Regions from separate parts of the Homo sapiens genome. Here region 2 is linked to region 1. Evidence: read pairs that join two places in POLR2A ChIA-PET (ENCODE). Cell type or tissue: OCI-LY7. All regions are shown on one strand.

Region 1 (4,000 bases):
TCAACTATAATAATGAGCTGCCGATGTATAGGAAAGGGACTGTGTTGATATGGCAGAAGGTAATGCTGTTATGTTCAAAGAAAAATGGAAGTCAGGAAAAAAGATAGCCTGTGCCCATTCCAAGCTGTGCCCTCCCTGCTGCCTGTATGCTGATGTTACTCCAGTTGCTAATGCAAACCTTTCCAAGAGGAGAGGCCATAGATTCTTATTTTTAATGTGCATTTTGTCAGTAGTGGTCCGAAATCTCCCATACATAAGCAGAATTACAGAATTTTAGAATTAGTGCCTTTATTTTTCTGTGTTGTAAGCTGTCCCTGTATCCGATAAAATCCTTTAAAAAGGATACAGTACAGATATGAGGATTTGTGCATTAATAAAATACTTAAAAAATACTTTCACACTGGATAATACCATTAAATGGTCTCTCCATCCCATGACAACTGTAATATGAGGCACTAAGAGACAATGTATATGAGGGTTTGTTATTTTCGTAAATGTCATGAGATTCCCTTGACATTCATACTTAGCTTAATATTCTGTAATAAGTCTGTACATTTACCTATATCCTTAATTTTACCAATATTTTCTCTCTGTACCAGCTGTTAGGCATAATGATTTCTCTAAATTTATTTCCTTCCATGTAAAGTTTTTTTGTTTTTTTTTTTTCTGAAATGAATGTTTTCAAGTACCAAGGAGTACCTTGAGAGCTAGTCATTCCACTGGCAACTCCAGCTCTTTGAGTTGTTCAAAACATTTATTCTTTGGTACAGACTTGGATACTTCTTAATGCAGGTGGAAGGTAAGAAATACCTTTAATTCTATAGTTATTGCTAATGAGGAACATGGAATCCTTTCTTTGTTCCTAAGATTGCTTCAGAATAGTATAACCTTTTTTTTTTTTTTTTTTAAGACAGAGTCTTGCTCTGTTGCTCAGGCCGGAGTACAGTGGTGCCATCTCGGCTCACTGCAACCTCCCCGTCCTGGGTTCAAGGGATTTCCAGCTAATTTTTGTATTTTTGGTAGAAGCAAAGTTTCACCATGTTGGCCAGGCTGGTCTCGAACTCCTGACCTCAAGTGATCTGCATGTCTCAGCCTCCCAAAGTGCTGAGATTACAGGCGTGAGCCACCGCGCTCGGATAACATAACCTTTTTAAAACTATTTTTAATTATAAAGAACTTCATGCATACTGAGATTTTATATATATATGTATATATACACACATACATATATGCGCATATATATACACATATTTATATCTATATATATCTCAAATCTGGCAGTCGGAAGTATATGAAGATAAAAAGTGAGCTATCCCCACATCTTTCCTTTCTCTCCCAAACCCACTCCTGACTTAACAATGTCACTACTTTATTTTTACCTGTAGGTGGATGAAGTGATGACAAAAGAAATTAAGCTGCCAACAGAAATGGAAGGAAAAAAGATGGCAGTGACCCGGACCAGGACAAAGCCAGTGCCCTTGCACTGCGATATCATCGGGGATGCTTTCTGGAAGGAACATCCAGAGATTCTAGATGAAGACAGCTGACCCTTTTGCGCTTCAGTTCTGGTGTGCTTAACCATGCAAGCCCTCCCACCTCCCAGGGCTCCTTGCCTTAGGTGGCTGTAGCATCCCTACCACCCAGGACACTGGTGCGAATGACACAACTCAAGTTGGGAGGGGAACAGGGAAGGAAGGGATGGATGGGGGTGGTGTATCTTACTCTGTTTAAGCAGAACACCTTGTTTGCGGTGTTGGAACATGGTTCCTTTGGCAGAAGTGCTTTTTTTTTAATCGCAGTACTATTTTTATAAAGCAAGAACTATTCCATGCCTTGGAGAATGAATCATTTTTAGATTGTGACATAAATCTTGTAAAAACCTGTCAGTTATTTTCATCTATGAGAGAAGAGGAGCCCAAACTCTCGCCCACCTGTTCTTAACCAGAAAACCCACTGACTTTGAAAATCTCACCTCTGCCACCCATCTACTTGCATTCGTCTTTGGCAGACCTCAAGATAAATATGGGTTAATGCCTGCATGATGCCTCTGAATTCAGGAATTGCAGGGAAAACTCGGGGCTTTGTGCCAGTCTCTAAGTTGGCAACTTTGGCTGAACAAATGAGTAGTGGCTTCAGTGTCCTTGCGTACACATTCTGTGGATTGATTTAATGGAGTTGTCAGCATGATCATCATCTTCTAGCCAGGGGCATAGTTGCCAAGGCCATTTACCTCTTTCTAAGAAGAAACAGAATTATGTGTATATATGAGAGAAAGAAACAAGAATGCGTGAATGAGGATGAAGAAACATTTACCCCATGTACTCAAGACATTTCAGTTTTAAAAGTCACTTTCCTATTAGACTTCTTGAAAAACATTCTCACATAGCCTCTATGTAATCAGACAAATGACATTTGATTTCAAGAGCAGAGGGGTAAACATCCTCTGCTAATCGACAGGTAGCAGGTGTCAGAGGAGGCATAATATTAATAGCGCCACCTTCTGTTGGGTCAGTGGAGATGGGTGAGGAACAGCACAGAGCAGCAGGGATCATCACATGCAGCCAAACTTGGCCTCTGAAGGGGGAAGGTAGTGGGAATAGGTGGTGAGAGAACTCACATTTTTCTCTTGTCCTGGTTTTATATTTCGGAGGGAAAGGATTATTTGGCCCCATTAAGAATTAAGAGGCTGGGTGCGGTGGCTCACGTCTGTAATCCCAGCACCTTGGGAGGCCCAGGCAGGCAGATCACCTGAGGTCGGGAGTTCGAGACCAGCGTGACCAACGTGGAGAAACCCCCGTCTCTACTAAAAATACAAAAAATTAGCTGGGCATGGTGGTGCATGCCTGTGATTCCAGCTACTTGGGAGGTTGAGGCAGGAGAATCATTTGAACTCAGGAGGCGGAAGTTGCGGTGAGCCAAGATTGTGCCATTGCACTCCAGCCTGGGCAACGAGCGAAACTACATCTCAAAAAAAAAAAAAAAAGACATGGCTGGGCATGGTGGCTCACACCTGTAATCCCAGCACTTTGGGGGGCTGAGGCAGGTAGATCACTTCAGGCCAGGAGTCCAAGACCAGCACGTCCAACATGGCAAAACCCAGTCTGTACTAAAAATAGAAAAATTAGCTGGGCGTGGTGGCGTGTGCCTGCAATACCAGCTACTCAGAAGGCTGAAGCAGGATAATTGCTTGAACCTGGTAGGTGGAGGTTGCAGTGAGCTGAAATCATGCCACTGCACTCCAGCCTGGGTGACAGAGCAAAACTGCCTTAAAAAAAAAAATTAAGAGACAGCCCGTGTCCCAGTCCCTCGTCTTGCACTGCAGAATTTACATCTAAGAAGAAAATGTATTTTTGAAAGGGTGATGGCTGGCCTCATCCCTCACTAATTGACAACCCATCTGTCGATGCCATTTTTTCCCTTCCTGTTCTCACTCCACAGAAAGAGGAGATACGGTTCTTGTTTGGTAATTGCTAAAATCTCTTTGAGGAAAGAAATAAAGATGTCAACTCCTTTGGCCTGCTTTTTCATTTATTTTTCTTAGACAAATAGACTATATGAAATCTAACTTTTGTGTATATCTCTGGGTAGCCTAGGATACACATGCCCTCATCATAGCAGTGGTTCACAAACTTCTGGATGCAAAAAAAAAAATTACTTGGAATGCTTGTTTAAAATGCACATTTTTGGCTCCTCCCAGCCCCCAGAAAGGTTTGAAGCTCAACAATCTTTTTTTTTTTTTTTTTTTTTTTTGAGATGGAGTCTCGCTCTGTCAGCTCACTGCAACCTCTGCCTCTCAGGTTCAAGTGATTCTCCTGCCTTAGCCTCCTGAGTAGCTGGGACTACAGACACGCACCACCATGCCTGGCTTAATTTTTGTATTTTTAGTAGAGACGGGGGTTTTCACTACATTGGCCAGGCTGGTCTCGAACTGCTGACCTCGTGATCCGCCCGCTTCAGCCTCCCAAAGTGCTGGGATTACAGGTGTGAGCCATCACGCCCA
Region 2 (4,000 bases), 260 kb before region 1:
GACCCACGGCAAGGACATGGGGAACCTGTATCACAGCCACCCTGAGGGAAGAGAAACTCATTTTCCTGAGATCTTTCTAAACCCAACCCAGGCTTTTCCCCCAGGGGTACATCCCGTATTTTCCACTTATTTCCAAACCCAAGAACATCCAAGAAGCACCTATTGTGTGCAGAGAACTATAAGGAGGCCCTGGGGTGGTGAATCAGAAGCTCAGCCTCAGCCTTGCAGTGAGGTTTTCAAGAGCAAACAATTGCTCATGGCAGGATGGGAGGAGGCCCCAGGAAAGCCTCAGAGGAGTGAGAGTCAGGCCAGCTCCTGTCCGGAGAGCCACCCAGCACCTTTGTGGAGTGGGAGTCTATCTCCCAGCAAACATCTCCAGGTGCTTTGCAAAAACCGTCCTATCTAGCAAAGCACCACACGGCCCTCCTTCCCTGCTGCAGGGAAGACAGGAGCCACCGCAGACCCCCTCACCTGCTCAGAGCTCTCTTTCTGTGAGGGTCAGGTAAGGGCAGTGACCAGAGAGAGAACAAAAGGAAGTGAATGACAAAAAGCTGGGTTGAGGAAGAGGCTCCCTGCTCTGACTGTTCCAGTGCAGCTGCTGCTGGCTGCCTTCTCCAGTGATCTCGGGCAGCTCCCAGAAATGGGTCTGTTCTCTGCTCAGAGGGCAACGGTCCAGCCCGAAGTCAATGACCAGCCTGCTCCCTCGTGTGTACTTTGTAAATAGCTGGGCTCCCTAAGGGGAAACCTCACCTAGATTTAGCTTAGAGTAAGGAGGAAGACCCCCACCCTGCTGAGGTCACAAAACACAATGAAAAATAAACATATGACCCCAATGGCCATGCCCCAAGTCTACTCTGGTCACACTCCTGAGAGCCAGTGAGGGAAATCCAGTGGCCGACTGTGAGAGAGGACTCTGACTTGTAGGTCACAAGCACCTGGTCACCCGAAGGTCAGGACTGCTGAGGGTTTGCTCACCAAAGCACCACACATTAGAGGGAGAATGAGAGGGGAAGGAAGAGAGAAAAGCGTGGGGCACCAGGAAAGTGCGGCAGAGAAAACAAAGAGCAACTAAAAATTATCCAGAGTCAGGAGTCGCAACCTTTGGCATCACGGCTCAGAGGAAGCCCAAGCCCGGTGCTCCTCCTGCTGTCTACACTGCCTACGAATAGTACCTGTCTGAGTCAGAGTGACCCGTGTGAATACAGGGATGCAGGGGTTTGGGGAGAGGTGGGAGGGGACGTGGCTTGTCACATGCAGCCATACAGCCAGAAGCCGTTCCCTCAACCAAGCCCTGGGCAGGGCCACAGCAGTGGCTGGCTTGACCCTTCCTTAATCCCTAAAAGCTAAAAGGGGTGGGTAAGTACCAGCCTCCATCCAGCCCGGGACCTCTGAGGAGAGCAGAAGCAATGGGAAGCTCTCTTGCGTGCCCTGCACCCCAGGAGTGAATGGATGGCTTCTGCAAGCGAAGTGCTGGCCTGAGGGGCTTGCTGGCCTTGAGCATCTCCATCAGCACCTCGGGGCTAGGAGTCTGGAGGAGAAGCTGCCAGTCACCCTCCTCATACTCTCCCCTCCCTACCTGGGGCTGTATATTGCACAAAACAACACCTAGAGGCCATCAGATCATAGTCCCTCTGGGCTTCCAAGGAAGCCGAGGAGGCACTGAGTCAACAGGGAGATTTTTGGAGATGTGGAGGTTCCTGGAGGAGGGTGGGAGGAGCTCAGAGGCGGCCAGACATGCTTCTTCAGGGTTCCATGGCCATGGGTCCTCTGCAGTGTCCAGAGAGCTCAAGGAAAGGGAGAAGCCCCTTGGACAGGTCTAGATTTTCGAGCTAATCATCCCTCCAGCCCTCTGTGATCTGTATTCTGGAAACTGGGAAGAAAAAGAAGGGAGGGAGAGAGACATCAGCTTGATGCTGATCAATGGGATCAAGGGGGCAGCCATCCTCCCGATTTTAGAAGGAAGGATGGACCACCCACTGAGAACAAAGGCTTCTTGTGAAGTCCATCCATGTGTCCACTCACCCAGACCATCAGCCCTGCAGGAAGGGGTGTGGTAGGTGCCCCTATCTCAAGCTGACCAGCCACCCCTCCCTCTTCCCTTCCCTGCTAAGGCAGCAGCACAGTCCATAGTTTTCTCAATGCCTCGTGGGAATACAGCATGGTCAGCCAGCTTCTTCACCTCATCCCTTTCTGACCTGACTGCCAAGACTGGCAAACTGAGACTGTCAGCCACACAGAAGAAGTACGAGGAGGGGCCAAGTGTACACAGCCTCCCGCAGGCCAGGTGGCTTCTACTAATGCACTTCCTTGCTCTTCACAACAACCTGATGGGGCTGGTACTACTGCTCATCATAGCCTCTGTACAAATGAGGAAACAGACTCAAGAGGGACTTGCTCAGGGTCCCTCCCCAGGTCAGGTGCAGGGGCAGGACTGAAGCCACCACAGCTCAGGATTCTAAGAATCACCTTTCACATGAAGCCAAAACTCCACAGTCAAGCGGGCACCAAGAAACATGAATGTTTTGCCCTTGGCTTTTGTTCTGGAAGTTCAGTCCAGACCACAAGAAGCATGAATTGCTTTGTTTTCTCAACTCTACACCTGCCCCCCTGGAGCCCTCTGGTACCAGCTTTCACCTTGAGGGCTTCCCGTGGACTCACCTTTGGGGCAAGTGCTGCCAGAGGCCGGGACTGCTGAGGGCCAGCACCAGGGGGCCGCAGTGGGGATGCACCTCCTGGCCTGGGGAGGCTCCTGCGGCCTGGCACTGGGTTTGCCGGGAGTGCCTTCTGGGGCGGCCGAGGCCTGGAGAAGTCCTGGAGAGAAAGCAATAAGCCTCACTTGAAGGCCAGAGGCCTGTTTGAAAGAAAATATCCCTGATATCTTACAGGTTAAAATCAGATAGATAAAAGTTATATACTGTATGGTCCCATTTAGAAAGAAACTGTATGTATAATGTGTTTATATTCTCAAGAGGAAGTCAGGAGAGCAAGCTGGCAGTATCTATTAAAATTACAAATAACCAGTGAAGATGATCTTTTTTTCATATGTTTGTTGGCTGCATAAATGTCTTCTTTTGAGAAGTGTCTGTTCATATCTTTCACCCACTTTTTGATAGGGTTGTTTGATTTTTTCTTGTAAATCTGTTTAAGTTCTTTGTAGATTGGGGATATTAGCCCTCTGTCAGATGGATAGATTGCAAAAATCTTCTCCCATTCTGTAGGTTGCCTGTTCACTCTGATGATAGTTTCTTTTGCTGTGCAGAAGCTCTTTAGTTCAATCAGATCCCATTTGTCAATTTTGGCTTTTGTTGCCATTGCTTTTGGTGTTTTAGTCATGAAGTCTTTGCCCATGCCTATGTCCTGAATGGTATTGCCTAGGTTTTCTTCTAGGGTTTTTATGGTTTTAGGTCTTAGTTTAAGTCTTTAATCCATCTTGAGTTAATTTTTGTATAAGGTGTAAGGAAGGGATCCAGTTTCAGCTTTCTGCATATGGCTAGACAGTTTTCCCAGCACCATTATTAAATAGGGAGGATCTAGAACTAGAAATACCATTTGACCCAGCAATCCCACTACTGGATATATACCCAAAGGATTATAAATCATTCTACTATAAAGACACATGTACACGTATGTTTATTGTGGCACTATTCACAACAGCAAAGACTTGGAACCAACCCAAATGCCCATCAATGATAGACTGAATCAAGAAAATGTGGCACATATACACCATGGAATACTATGCAGCCATAAAAAAGGATGAGTTCATGTCCTTTGCAGGGACATGGATGACGCTGGAAACTATCATTCTCAGCAAAATAACACAAGAACAGAAAACCAAACACCACATGTTCTCACTCATAAGTGGGAGATGAACATGAAATGAGAACACATGGACACAGGGAGGGGAACATTACATACTGGGGCCTGTTGGGTGGTGGGGGGCTAGGGGAGGGATAGCATTAGGAGAAATGCCTAATGTAGATGACGGGTTGATGGGTGCAGT

What was found. Peaks named below come from ENCODE experiments on the same cell type or tissue, not always from the same donor. Only the 100,000 strongest peaks of a DNase experiment are listed, where the experiment ranks them.
Region 2: POLR2A ChIA-PET joins it to region 1 with 6 read pairs; 4 of 35 experiments call an interaction of 5 or more read pairs at or near these places.

What each region holds. Positions count from the first base shown.
Region 1 is chr5:157,737,936-157,741,935 of GRCh38, forward strand. THG1L (tRNA-histidine guanylyltransferase 1 like) reads left to right here. Exons shown (of 6, transcript NM_017872.5): 5 at 1-59; 6 at 1,386-3,514. The coding sequence ends at 1,547. Among named protein-coding and RNA genes, the nearest start is that of LSM11, 3.8 kb to the right of the region's middle. In OCI-LY7, a CTCF peak has its summit at 2,498 (motif pointing left); a DNase peak (open chromatin) is centred at 2,496.
Region 2 is chr5:157,479,133-157,483,132 of GRCh38, forward strand. It overlaps ADAM19 (ADAM metallopeptidase domain 19), which reads right to left. Exons shown (of 23, transcript NM_033274.5): 22 at 2,659-2,811; 23 at 1-1,870. The coding sequence ends at 1,817. Among named protein-coding and RNA genes, the nearest start is that of NIPAL4, 21 kb to the left of the region's middle. RefSeq lists an enhancer at 1-305. In OCI-LY7, no CTCF peak of the experiment used is centred here; a DNase peak (open chromatin) is centred at 2,319; H3K27ac peaks cover 1,605 bases.